2 separate regions of the Mus musculus genome follow, and region 1 is linked to region 2. The links are chromatin contacts, found by Hi-C or POLR2A ChIA-PET in ENCODE. All regions are on one chromosome and are shown on one strand. Each heading gives the region's core, a stretch centred on a gene start or an enhancer-like site at or near the end of the contact. The rest is flanking DNA. Distances are from core to core; before and after follow the strand shown.

Region 1 (6,754 bases), core at 3,851-6,350, 48 kb before region 2:
TAGCAGGTTAAGACATTGCTTATCAAGCCCGAAAACCTGATTTCCAACCCTGAAACCCACATGTTGGAAGGAGAGAACTAATGCTCTCAAATTGTTCTCTGATCTCCAAGTGGACCACACACAGACATGCACACAGACACACAGACACACAAAATAGGTAAATAGAGCAAGAATTGTATTTGTGTACATAGGGTTTATGTAGCCCTGATTGTCCTAGAACTACACTATGGAGAACAGGCTGGCTTTGAACTCACAGAGATTCTCCTTCTTCTGCCTTCCAAATGCTGGGGTGCATGCCAGTGTGCCCACCACTAAGAAAATAAAAAATAAAAAATAAAAATAAATAAAAATAAAAAAAGATAATGAAATTGGGGCTAGAAGGATGGCTCAGTAATTAAAAGCACTGACTGCTCTTCCAGAGGTCCTGGATGAAATTCCCAGTATCCACATGGTGGACCTAGAGAGATAGCTTGGTAGTTAAGAGCACCAACTGCTCTTCCAGAAGACCCAACCCTCTATAACTCCAATATCTGGTACCCTCACACAGACATGCATACATGCAGGCAAAACACAATTTAAAAATAAGTAAATTATTAGGAAAAAAAAAGACTCTGCCTCAAATATATAAAAGCAAAACAAAACAAAACAAACAAACAAACAAAAACCAGCCTGGGGTTGGTGGCGCACGCCTTTAACCCCAGTACTTGGGAGGCAGAGGCAGGCGGATTTCTCAGTTTGAGGCCAGCCTGGTCTACAGAGTGAGTTCCAGGACAGCCAGGGCTACACAGAGAAACCGTGTCTCAAAAACAAACAAACAAACAAACAAACAAACAAAAAACCCCTGGGACATAAGAAGATAATTTATCAAAGAATAAATTATATTGAACATATATAATCAGCACTAGACGACACTGAGCACTAGACAATATAGCTAGAAAAAAATCCTCAAGTTTACACATGAAAAACCTGTGCCTAGGTGTAGCTGAAGCAGGAAAACTACCATGAGTTCGGGAGTAGGAAACTTTATCTTTATCAAAAAAAAAAGTATATTCAGTATTTGCTGAGGATATATAAAGTAAATGTATTGCAAAAAAAATACATTATAAAACAAAAGTATTTCTGCTCTTCAAAAAACAATAATAGATAAGATACTATACATAATGTTGCATGCCTTTCTTTTGGTGATTCTCATTGTAAACTAGAAAACATTTAACAAATTTTGGGGCTGGAAGGATGGATAGCTCAGCAATTATGAGGACCCACAATGGGTAGCTCTCAACTGTCTCTCACTGCAGTGAGGTAGGAGGTTGAGACAGGAGGACTGTTACAGCTAGCCAGCCACCAGCATAGCTTCAGGGTCAGTGAAAGATCTTGTCTTCAAGGGAATATGGCAGAGAATGATAAAGCAGAACACTGCACTTCCTCCTCAGACCTGTGTGTGTGTGTGCGCGCGCGCACACACACGCGCACACACACACACACACACACACACACACACACACACAAAGTGAGTGAGTTCTAACCTATGTTTTGTGGAACACTGTCTTAAGTAAACAAATTGAAATTGAAAGCTAGGCATATGTAAGCCATGCCTATAATGGCAGCATTTGAGAAGTAAAAGGATCACATTCGATGGTTCCAACTAAAATCCAAGGTCACCCTCTAGTACACAGTGAGAAGAGAACAGCTAGGAATACATAATATATGAAGACCTTGTCTGAATAAATCAATCAATAAATAGGATAAGGAGAGAGTTCAGTAGATAAAGTGTTAGGACCTAAGTTTGATTCCCAGAGGCTATATAAAAATGCTGGATGTGGCAGTACAGGTTTGTAATGGCAGCACCGGGGAGGCAGAGACAGGAAGATCCCCAGGGCTCACTAGACAACTACATCTGGCCTAAATAGAAAGCTCCGGGCCAATGAAGACACTGCCTTAAAAATGAAGAGACTGGCAGCTTTACCCAGGATGACACCCGAAGATGAGCTGTAACTTACACACTATGTGTTCACACACACAGAAAACTGAATTGCCAGATCATGATTATCTTAACAGCAAACTAAAGAGAGAGATGTAAACAGAACACCAGAGTATTGGAAGCTGCTCTTTATAATAATGGAATGCACTATACATAGGTGAGTTTCATTGTTTATTGTGTTTGGTTTTTTGAGCATGGTCTCACCACATAGTTCTGGAATGTCCTACATAAATCATATTGGCCTCAAACTTGTGGTCTGCCTGCCTCTACTTCCTCTGAAGTATAGATTAGAAACACACAAACACTGGTTATAGTAAATACTTTGTCTGGCACTATATTAATGCTTCTAAAGTTTCTATTTACTGGGGTATATGGTCATTTTGAAGTTAGATACTAAGGAAAAACAAAATAGTTTGTTTTAAAAAAATATATTGACAGGCTATTCTGGAACTCTCTATGTAGACCACCAGTCTGGCACAGAACTCACAGAGATCTCCACCTACCTCTGCTTCCCAAGTACTGGGATTCAAGGTATGTGACACCATTTTTAATTTCCACAAAGAAGTTTTCAAAAATATTTTCAATGCATGGAAACCTCAATGTGCTCTAAGTACTCTCAAACCTTCAGAGAAACATAGAACTAATATAGGCCAAAATTTCCAAAATCTGCTATTTTGTGGAACTGACCAATCAGCCAAAGAACCAAAACAATGCTAACTACCATGAAAAACGAGTCGTGGTTCAAAACGTAAGTGGTATTTACTCATAAAACCACAACTGTGTTGAATAAAATAGCCGAGTACGGTGTTTTACATCAGTAACCCCAGTAGTCTCAAAGGCTGAAGCAGGAGGCGTATCTCCATTCTGAGGCCAGCCTGGGATACATGGACAGTTCTAAGCTGGCCTGTGATACATACTGAAACATTGTCTCAGTAAAATACAAAAGCATAAAGTTTTACTTTTTCATATGATTTCCACCATAATGGAAAACAAATATCCTTAAGAAAATGACCACTGATTATGGTGGCACATGGCCACCAATACCAGCACTTGGAAGATGAGGCGGCAGACCTGACAGAACTAGACTCTAAAAAAGAAATGATAGAAAAAACAAAAGGTGGGGTTGGGGGGGGGGCGAGAAAACCGCCCAGAACGTTTTAAAGTCGGCTTCTGGCAAAACTGTTCATGCTTATCTTTGGGAATTTCAACTACAAATCCAATTGCAAACTTGTTTTCTACAAATTCACTCAAACAAGTTGTTTTATTTTTTCAATTTCCATAACCTAAGTGCAACTCAATGCCATCAGCTCCATAAACCCCATTTTTCTATTTTATATATAAAATTTATGACAATTTAGTTTGCCGAGTAATAGCTGTTTGAGCTGTGTCTCATCTGTTTCCCAATTTTCATCAGGAGCAGGAGCCTGCATCAGTATACACTACCCAGTGAGTATCCACTAGTATCTTCGACATTAAGGCTGATTAAAATAATGCTAATGGGACTGGAAATGAATACAGTCAACTGGGTTTTTTGTTTTGTTTTGTTTTTTGTTTGTTTGGTTTTGGTTTTTTGAGACAGGGTTTCTCTGTGTAGCCCTGGCTGTCCTGGAACTCACTCTGAAATCCGCCTGCCTCGGCCTCCCGAGTGCTGGGATTAAAGGCGTGCGTCACCACGCCCCGGCTCTACAGTCAACTCTTAACTTTATATTTATTACGTTGAAAACAGTATACGAAGGCTGAAAAGGAACTAAAAGGTATTGTACCACCTAGAGATTCAATGCAACGCTGAGAAAACAATGTATTAGCCCTCACAATACTATGAAAAAATTTAAATAATTCACTTAATACTGGAAAGAATAAACATGAATACTCTTATCCATCTTCTTTTTCTAAGTTCTCTTGCATATGTAATAGGGAAGCTGAACTTAACGAACCACACTATTCCAAACCAGGTCACAGGAGAGAGTTAAGTCCCCAGTCATCATCCTGTTTCTATTTACTGACTGGTTTGACCCGCAAGCATTATGGTGTCCAGCTTTCCCAACTTATCTTTTAAAACATCTTCTGAGAAGAGCTTTTTTTTTTAAAATTATTAAAAAATGCCTTCTAGAACATTCTAGGAGAACTGTAATTTTAAAAGGCAACGTATCTTGTTTTTTTGTTTTTGTTTTTTAATCTCCAGAAACACTTTGCCCAAGCAAAACAACCCAGTTTTCAGAAAGGTCCGTTATAGTATACTTGAAACTAAGCGTGGATGGAATATAAATTTACACAAGTGGACACTAACTCGAACTCGCTCTTCTAGCAAAGTAGATTTTTTTTTAAAGTGGAATTTGAAAACACGCATCTTTCAAATAAAGAATTTTACAACTAGCCTAAAGACAGCGAAGTGCGCTTACACTTCTCGGAGACATTTCCTCTGCACCACGCTGGCACAGCTACGACAACCAGAAACCTCTTGGGGCTTTGGCCCCAACAACCTCTGCCTCCAAAGCCCGGGCGTCCGCCGGCCACTGGCCTCTCGGAGTCGAGTTCCCTACTAGTTCGCTCGCAGCCAAGACACTTCCACGTCGCCCCGAACCACACGCCTCCTTCTCCTCCTCAAATTAAATCGGGCTTTCCTCGCCACCCGCACGCACCAGGGGGACCGAGGGGAAGGCGAGCTGGCGGGAGCGCGGCGAGGGCACGCTCCACAGTCCCGGCCGGCCCGGCACCCACCTGCAGGCCGCGAGACCTGGGACACCGGCGCTGGTGCCCCGTCCTCGCCGAAGACGAGTTTGAAGTCGAGCTCGTCGTGGGCGCCACAGTTTGCAGTAGTCATCGGCGTGGCCCGGGGTGCAGCGCCTCCTCCTCAGGCGGCCGCGGCGGCTCCTCAGCGCCGCTTCATGCTGGGCCGCGCCGGCCAGGAGGTCGCGGCTCCACTGCAAACTTTCCGGGCGGGGCCCGCGAGGCCGAGCGTTCCGTTCCGACCTAGAAAGCTGGCCGAGCGCCCCGCCGCACCGGGAGCCGTCACCGCCGCCGGTCGAGGGTGCAGAAAAGCCACGGTCGCCTCAACCAAGGCTCCCCGCCCCCCACCCCCACAGTCGCCGCCACTGCCGCCACCGCCGCCGGCGCGCTCCCGCGCCCTGCAGCGCGCCCAGCCCCGCCCCTCGCCGCGCTCCCGCCCGACGGGGCAGCCCATAGGCCGCTGGCCCCGCTGACAGCCACGGGCCCCGCCTCCTCACCGACCTATCGCGTGAGTCCTCTGCGAGGAGGAAGTCACGTGAGCAAGAAGCGCCAGAGCCCTGCTCCCTCTCGGAAGTTGTAGTTAAAACTCTCTTTCTTCCGCAGTTTCTAAACCAAGACCAGGGTAGGGCCAATAGCGCTGTCTAATTAGATTGGGAACCCACGTAGGCCAATTGGAGACTATCTTTTTCCCCCTCATCGGGCGGAGCTCATGTCGAGGAAGTGGGTAGCAGAGCGCCAGGGTTATAGGTGTCCGGATATTTGGCCCCACAGAGGTACTTTTCACTTATAGCTGAGTTTAGAGTGGATACGTTCGTTAGACCACCTCAAAAGTTACCACTCATCCCCCGCATCCCTCCATACCAACTTCGATGGCGTAACTTGGAGAGGGCCAGGGATTGGTTCGAACTTTTGGGTAGGTTAGGGTGGAGCCGAAGAAAACCTTGCGAGACAAGTCTGGAGTCGATTCAGAGCCACCCTTCTGGGGTGGGGCCCCGTCTCAGTGGCTGTGCCTTTGTCCCCTCAAGCCGGCCCGGAGAGGATGCCATGCATTCTAGCTAGGCCTCACCTAAATCAGAGGGACCAGGTCTGGTCCTTGACGGAAGTTGAGCAGACACAGAGAAAAGTACCCTTCTTGGCCTCTGCATCTTAGTACATAACCGTGAGACTAAGGCATTGTGACACCCGAGCAAGGAAAGCCCACATATAGGAAGTGACGCTGTCAAAAAGAACCGGCTTTCAATCTTGGTTTCACCTCAAAGAGTCTGCCTTCCCCGGTGAGACATGAGATGGCCCAAGACACCATCCCTTGGAGTCTGGGGACTCAGTCTTGTTTACTTAGCGCATGATTAAGAGAAGGAGTTGGGAGAAGCCAGTGACCACCTCCTCCACGACAGCAAGTCTGATACTACTCACAAAAGCCCCTGGGAGAATGGAGCAAGCACAAGCTCCTTGCAAAGATCTCTGCATCTCAGTGATTCCTGGGCTACTAAGTGAGCCTCAGGGGGACCCCGGCTAAGCCTAGGGTCAGAAGAGCAAGGAATGTTCTGAGCTCGTGAGCCATTCATCTTGGACTGGTTTATTCCTGCTCAGGGCTTTACCAGTACTTATGAGGGACACAGAGATACAGAGATAGTCTCCCATCAGGGTTGAGAGAGAGAGGAATAGCAAATATATAATTACTGTGCAAAGAGATTAGAGCTGTGATAGGAGCTCTGAGGACATTGAACACCCACCCACACGCTACAGGAGTAGTAGAAACTGGAGATCCAAGCAAAAGACGAGCAAAGCTTGTTCCATGGAAGGACCAATGATCAGAAACCAAAGGTGATGCTGTATGAGTGGGCATGGTCACTGGGTGATGCTAAGCTGGAGACTATAATAGTCACTTCTCTATAGAACACTTGGCTAAGGGCATTCAGATCAGCAGGAAGAGGAGGCAGTCAGACTTAATGGCACATGGCTGGAGTGCCAGCACTCACATGGCAGAGGCCAAGATCAGGAGCTCATCATCTCCTCCTCCTCCTCCTTCTTCTTCTTCTTTTTTTTTCC
Region 2 (7,014 bases), core at 2,246-4,745:
TTCATTAAGTGCCAGTCACTGTCACAGTCTCTTGGGAAGAAAGCTGTCATCATCTCAGAGAACAAAATGGACCAGCAAGACTATGTTTCCTGCCTCACAGTGTCCAGCCCAGTGGGGGGGTACAAGTATCAAACAGTAAGCATATAAATAAATAATCAATTATATAGTATGCAGGGAAATTAGTAGCACACAGGAATTTAAAAAAAAAAAAGTGCCGGGCGTAGTGGCACACGCCTTTAATCCCAGCACTCAGGAGGCAGAGGCAGGAGGATTTCTGAGTTTGAGGCCAGCCTGGTCTACAAAATGAGTTCCAGGACAGCTACGGCTATACAGAGAAACTCTGCCTAGAAAAAAAAAAAAAAAAAAAAAAGCAGATGAAACAAGACTGAAAGCATTAGGATTGGTTTTCTTTTTTCTTTTTCTTTTTTGTTTTTAAAGGATTTATTTACTTATTCTATGTAAGTACACTGTAGCTGTCTTCAGGCACCCCAGAAGAGGGTATCAGATCTCATTACGGATGGCTGTGAGCCACCACGTGGTTGCTGGGATTTGAACTCTTAACCACTGAGCCATCTCACCAGCCCCCAGGATCAGTTTTTAATAGAGAAGCTGAGGTATGCTTCAATTAAAAAGATACGACTTAAACAGAGATGTGAATTAACCAAGTAGGGATCTAGAAGAACGCTCAACAGAGGCGATAGCCAGGGAGAAAGACCCAAGGCAGAAGTTAATCTGGTATGTTGGAGGAGTCGTAAAGAGGATAATATAAACTACACAACAGGGAAAATTGTGGAAGACCAATGTTTTAGGAGCAGCAGTTAGATGATATGGGGCAGTACTCAGATCATGCAGGTCTTTGAGTCTTAAGACTCTGTTGGCTCTTCAAAAAGTGACCCTGTAAAGGGTTATAAGTGGGGAAGTAGCAGGAGCTCACTCATGTTGTCAGAGGATCACACTGACTACTGTATTAACAGCAAACAGGGGAAGGGGTCATGAGGGGACTTGCACCCAGACGGATGGAGGAACGGATGGACAGACAGCAGGGAGATCAACTCAAAGGCAACTCAGTAAATCAACTTGAGAGATGACAGCGATTCAACGAGGTTGGTAAGCAGTTCTAGAAATATTTCGAAGGGAGAGACTGTGGAAACAAAAAGAAAGTCAGGGGTTGGGCTGGTGAGATGACTCAGCAGGTAAGAGCACTGACTGCTCTTCCAAAGGTCATGGGTTCAAATCCCAGCAACCATATGGTGGCTCACAACCATCTGTAATGAGATCTGACGCCCTTTTCTGGAGTGTCTGAAGTCAGCTACAGTGTATTTACATATAAATAAATAAATAAATAAATAAATAAAAAGTCAGGGGTTGGGGCTGGGGCTGGGCCTGGGGCTGGGCATGGTGAGCTCTAAGCTAGCCAGGGGTCCATGAAGAAAGAAAGCACAGGGTCGGGGGCAACAATCAAGCATCAGGACTGTAGCTTACTAGTAAGGCACTTGACTATTACCAATGCACAGGCCCTGGCCTGCATCCTCACTACAATAAAGAAGAAAAATAAAATTAAATAACCTATGTCCTATGTTTGTTTTTTTTTTAAGGTGGGTCTTGCTATTACAGTACAGGTTGACTGGAACATGCTATACAGACCAGGCCGGCCTCCAACTCAGAGATCTACCTGCCTCTGACTTTTTTTTTTTTTTTTTGGAGGGGGGGGGCGGTTGAGACAGGGTTTCTCTGTGTAGCCCTGGCTGTCCTGGAGCTCACTTTGTAGACCAGGCTGGCCACAAACTCAGAAATCCACCTGCCTCTGCCTCCCAAGTGCTGGGATTAAAGGCGTGCGCCACCACGCCCGGCGCCTCTGAATTTTAAGTGCTGGAATTCACAGCATTTGCCACCACACTCAACTAAATTTTAATCTATGTAATGGTAAAGTCATCAATAGGTAGTTATTAGGAGTTCTAGGAACCTCAAAGATACCAAAATCTGAGGATACTCAAGCTCCTACATAAAATTCCTAGGTACTTTTGATTTTAGGGGGGAATTGAATTCAGGACTTCACAAACGCTAATAGGCAAGCACTTTATCACAAAGCTATGCCCCAACGCTCTCCCACATGATTTAAATCATCTGCAAACTGCTTATGACTAATGCAATATAAACATGATGTATATACTTGTTATACTGTATTGTTAGGGAGTAACATTAAAGAAAAATGTCTATACATATTTAGTACAGACACATTTTTTTTCATGAATATTCTCACTCTACAGTGGAAAATTCCACAGAGGTCCACCTATAAATATGGAGGGCCAGCTCTAATGAATGAAATTAAACTTTTTTTTTTTTTAGATTTATTTATTTATTATATGTAAGTACACTGTAGCTGTCTTCAGACACTCCAGAAGAGGGAGTCAGATCTTGTTACAGATGGTTGTGAGCCACCATGTGGTTGCTGGGATTTGAACTCCGGACCTTCGGAAGAGCGGTCGGGTGCTCTTACCCACTGAGCCAACTCACCAGCCCATGAATGAAATTAAAACACTTTCTCCAGACGTTAGGAACCTCCCAGGTAATCAATCCACAAACATTGACCTTATCTCCCACTCCAGACACTTGATGCCCATTTTTTCAGATATGTTCAAAAAGTATGAAGTAAAAAAAAAAAATTAAACGTTTAATAACCTGAACCACTAAATTCATGTCAAGTAGTCTGCTTGACCGGTGCTATGTGAGATAAGTTTCATCACTCCAGGAGGGTAACGGGACCCTTCTTTCTACTTCTAGTCAGGCAATTCGGAATCTGCCTGAGAAGCCAGTGGCTATGAGCAGACCGCTAGAGTGATGGGTCCAGGCTGAGATGCATGGGGGGGGGGGGGGGGCGACGACAAGGAAAGGAGGGTGAAACTTGCCTGGAGAGGTAGGGTCAAAGTGTAAAAAAAAAAAACCTGAGAAACTACACCTGAAAGAACGGAGACCATCTCTCTAACTTCAAAGACGAAATAAGCTGAAGGCCACCAGCATGCACTCTGGGTTCTAAACTAAAGAACTGGGTTGAGCTTAAACCCAGACTCCCAACTTCTGTCTCAGTCCCCTGGCCTACCATTCATTCAGTCTCAGCAAACTTGCATCACCCAGGCTTTGAGTGGATTGCATATCTACGAAAACATCGTCGAACTTTGTACCTTTGGAGTTCTATGGGATGACTGAGCGAGGCAATGAAGACCACAAGTTAAGACTATCAGAAATTAAGCACTCAAATGACAGAGGCCATCCTCACTCGATTCCTTGAGCCAGGGACCCATGGCCCCCTCCTACTGCGGACTCCCATTCCTGCCTCCACCGAGTACCCTTCCCCAAAGATGACTCCAATCTGGACATCGCCATGCCGGGTGGAAACCTACAGACCTCGCAGCCACTGAACTCTTAAGGATCCTCCTCCCTCCTTCCAGCCGGTGCTGCAGCGCCACACGCCACCCTGATCCGCGCCAGCCACCGTACTCCAGACTACGGTGGCGTGCTTGACGTCATTAGCGCGCGCCTCTTCTGCATCAAGGGAAATATGGCTTTAGCCGGGCCATCGCGGCTGCTGGCGTTAGCAGTACGGTTGCTTCTGGAGCCTCGACGGAACCTAGTGGTGCGCGGTTCCGACCAGTCCTTGCCAGTGGTGCGCGTTCCGCGGGCTCTGCAGCGACGGCAGGAACAGCGACAGAGCGGCCGTGGGAGTTTGCAGCGGCCAGTGCTAGTGCGCCCCGGTCCCCTGCTGGTCTCGGCGCGGCGGCCGGAGTTGAACCAGCCCGCACGCCTCACGCTGGGCCGTTGGGAGCGAGCGCCACTGGCTTCCCGTGGCTGGAAGCATCGGCGATCGCGGCAAGACCATTTCTCCATAGAGCGAGTGCAGCAAGAGGCGCCCGCCCTGAGGAACCTCTCGTCCCGGGGCAGCTTCGTGGACCTGGGTCTGGAACCCCGAGTGCTGCTGGCGCTTCAGGAGGCTGTCCCCGAAGTTGTGCAGCCAACCTCAGTGCAGTCGAAAACCATCCCCCCACTGCTTCGAGGCCGCCACCTCCTTTGCGCTGCGGAAACTGGCAGTGGCAAGACGCTTAGCTACCTACTGCCCCTATTTCAGCGGCTCCTGAGAGGGTCAGACCTGGACTCCCGCAGTTTCACGGCTCCTCGAGGCTTGGTTCTGGTACCTTCCCGAGAACTAGCCGAACAGGTGCAGGCAGTGGCCCAGTCACTGGGTGGGTACTTGGGCCTGCAGGTGATAGAACTTGGCGGAGGCCTCGGGATGAGTAGGCTCAAACTTCAGCTGTATAGACGACCGGCAGCCGATGTGTTAGTGGCTACTCCAGGGGCGCTGTGGAAGGCTCTGAAAAGTCAACTGATCAGCTTACAGCATCTTAACTTCATAGTGCTAGATGAAGTAGACACACTGCTAGATGAAAGCTTCCTGGAACTGGTGGACTACATCTTGGAAAAGAGCCCTATAGCAGAAAGTCCAGCCGAGTTAGAAGACCCCTTTAATCCCAAAGCCCAGTTAGTGCTGGTGGGAGCCACGTTTCCAGAAGGCCTAAACCAGTTACTGAGTAAAGTCACCAGTCCAGACAGTCTGACCACCATTACCAGCTCCAAGCTGCACTGTCTCATGCCTCATGTCAGACAGACATTTATGAGACTGAAGGGAGCAGACAAGGTGACAGAACTGGTTCAGATCCTCAAACAGCAGGACAAAGCAAGTAAGACGGAACCCTCGGGAACTGTCCTGGTATTCTGCAACAGCGCCAGCACCGTGAACTGGCTTGGGTACATTCTGGATGACCACAAGATTCAACATCTAAGGCTGCAAGGGCAAATGCCGGCCTCAATGAGGGCAGGTATCTTCCAGAGTTTCCAGAAGGGCTCCCAGAACATACTTGTCTGCACAGACATCGCCTCCCGAGGCCTAGACAGTGTCCACGTGGAAGTGGTTATCAATTACGATTTCCCCCCTACCCTGCAGGATTACATCCACAGAGCAGGAAGGGTGGGTCGTGTGGGCAGCGAAGTGCCAGGGTCCGTTATCAGTTTTGTGACCCACCCCTGGGATGTGAGCCTGGTTCAGAAAATTGAACTGGCAGCTCGCCGAAGGAGAAGCCTTCCAGGACTAGCATCTTCAGTGGGGGACCCTTTGCCTCAAAAGGCCTGATTTTTGGTTGGCTTGAATCTAGTGCTAGAGCAGGAAGTTGAACACTTGTCAGTGGGCGACATTGAGTCACGCCAGCCCTTGCCTCTCTGAAAGCATGATGAATTGTTTGGAGATTTGAAAAGTAAACTACTGGACAGGATTGGAAAGTAACGTTCAGAAAATAAAGTGGATTTTGACTTTACACTATGTCATGATTTCTTTTTCTTCTCATTGTATGTGTGTGTGGAGGTCAGAGGGCAGTTTTGTGTAGTCAGGATTCTCTTTCCACCTTTCTGTGTGTTCCAGGGATCTAACTTGAGATCATCCCACTTGCTTGACAAGTGCCTTTACCCACTGTGCTATCTCAGTGGACCTCTTAGGAGTTTTAAAAAGTGATTTATCTGTGTGTTTTGAAACAAGTTGGCACTGTATATCACATAATGGACTTGGTCTCTAGTAATCTTCCTTTCTTTTTTAAAGACAGGGTCCCTTTCCTGGTAGTGGTGTCACATGCCTTTAATCCAGTACTCAGGGGGTAGACACAGGTGGATCTCTGAGTTCACTTAGCTAATACTATTTTTTGGGGGGCACCTATAATAGTAACCACCATTTGAATAGAGTTCAGTAGATTTTTATGACTTACACTCTACCATATGTAGGATTTTGTTGGCTTGGGTTAAGTTGCTTTGATTTTTTTTTCTTTTAGATTGATTTTGAAGTTGTCTATGTGTGGTATGTACGTGTGCTTAAGTGCACATGAAACAGGCACTTTCAGAACTTAAGAGAGTGAGTGAGGTCCCTTGAAGCTGGAGTTACATGCAATTGTGACTGTCCCCAGGCAGGTGCTGGAAACCACACTCTGGTCCTCTGCAAGTATGCGCTCTTACCTTCTGGGCCATCAATCTAAGTCCTTGTTTGGTTTTTATTGTTGCTGCTGTTGCTTCTTTTTGTCATGGTTGTTTTACCATACTGGCAGTTTGACCCCATGACCTCAAGCTTGTTGGTCAAGTGTTCTACCGCTGCATCTCCAAGCCTGTGTGTTTTGAAAAGGAAAGGGAAAGGGTTGCCCATTGGTTTTATGTCTCTGTGCCAGGAGTGTGTTTTCTACAAAATACTATTTCTACAAAAATATCCTGCCAATCCCACTCTGTAATGTCACTAGCAAGACCTGTTTTCCCTTCCAACACTTTTAACATCCTCCTAACTTTAAATATAATCACCTACAACACTTGTAAATATGATGAGCTTATCGTCATGTTTCTGTCAGCTATAAATCTGAAATCCCATCATGAATAATACGAAGCTGTAGTGTTGCTGGGAAAACAAAAAACCAAAAAACACTGATTCAGGGTCCCATGAAGTGACTAAATGGATTATGGCACCTGGCATCAAGTCTGACAACCCAAGTTCCTTTCCCGAACCCACATGGGGGAAGGAGATAACTGACTACCTCAAGTTGTCCTCTGACCTCAACACCATCTTGTGCAGCATGGGCACACACAGAGGCACACAAACAAAAAGTAAATGTGAAAAAGAATTTTTCTAAAAGCAAATACATTATCTGTGTGACCTTGGATAAGTCCAGAGATTCCTTTTTTAAAAAAAAATATTTTATGTATATGAGTACACTGTAGCTGAACAGATGGTTGTGAGCCTTCATGTGGTTCACTCACTCCAGCCCAAAGATTTATTTATTACTATAAGTACACTGTTGCTGTCTTCAGACAGACCAGAAGAGGGCGTCAGATCTCATTAAAGGTGGTTGTGAGCCACCATGTGATTGTTGGAATTTGAACTCAGGACCTTCGGAAGAGCAGTCAGTGCTCTTACCCGCTGAGCCATCTCACCAGTTCCCA

What was found. Hi-C counts contacts between places; a loop is a spot of excess contacts on that map. ChIA-PET counts read pairs that join two places held with the same protein, here RNA polymerase II (POLR2A).
Region 1: a map of left cerebral cortex shows a loop between it and region 2 (5-fold over the local background). The contact joins the promoter of Nfatc3 here to the promoter of Ddx28 in region 2. A Hi-C loop is called at or near these places in 1 of 37 maps with a recorded cell type or tissue (left cerebral cortex). POLR2A ChIA-PET finds 5 or more read pairs at or near these places in 3 of 5 experiments (Patski and embryonic stem cell).

Annotation. Positions count from the first base shown.
Region 1 is chr8:106,057,936-106,064,689 of GRCm38, reverse strand. Nfatc3 (nuclear factor of activated T cells, cytoplasmic, calcineurin dependent 3) reads right to left here and starts at 5,100. Exons shown (of 10, transcript NM_010901.3): 1 at 4,697-5,100. The coding sequence starts at 4,799.
Region 2 is chr8:106,007,967-106,014,980 of GRCm38, reverse strand. Ddx28 (DEAD box helicase 28) reads left to right here and starts at 3,495. Exons shown (of 1, transcript NM_028038.3): 1 at 3,495-5,365. The coding sequence starts at 3,557. The coding sequence ends at 5,179. It overlaps Dus2 (dihydrouridine synthase 2), which reads right to left and starts at 3,503. Exons shown (of 16, transcript NM_025518.4): 1 at 3,403-3,503.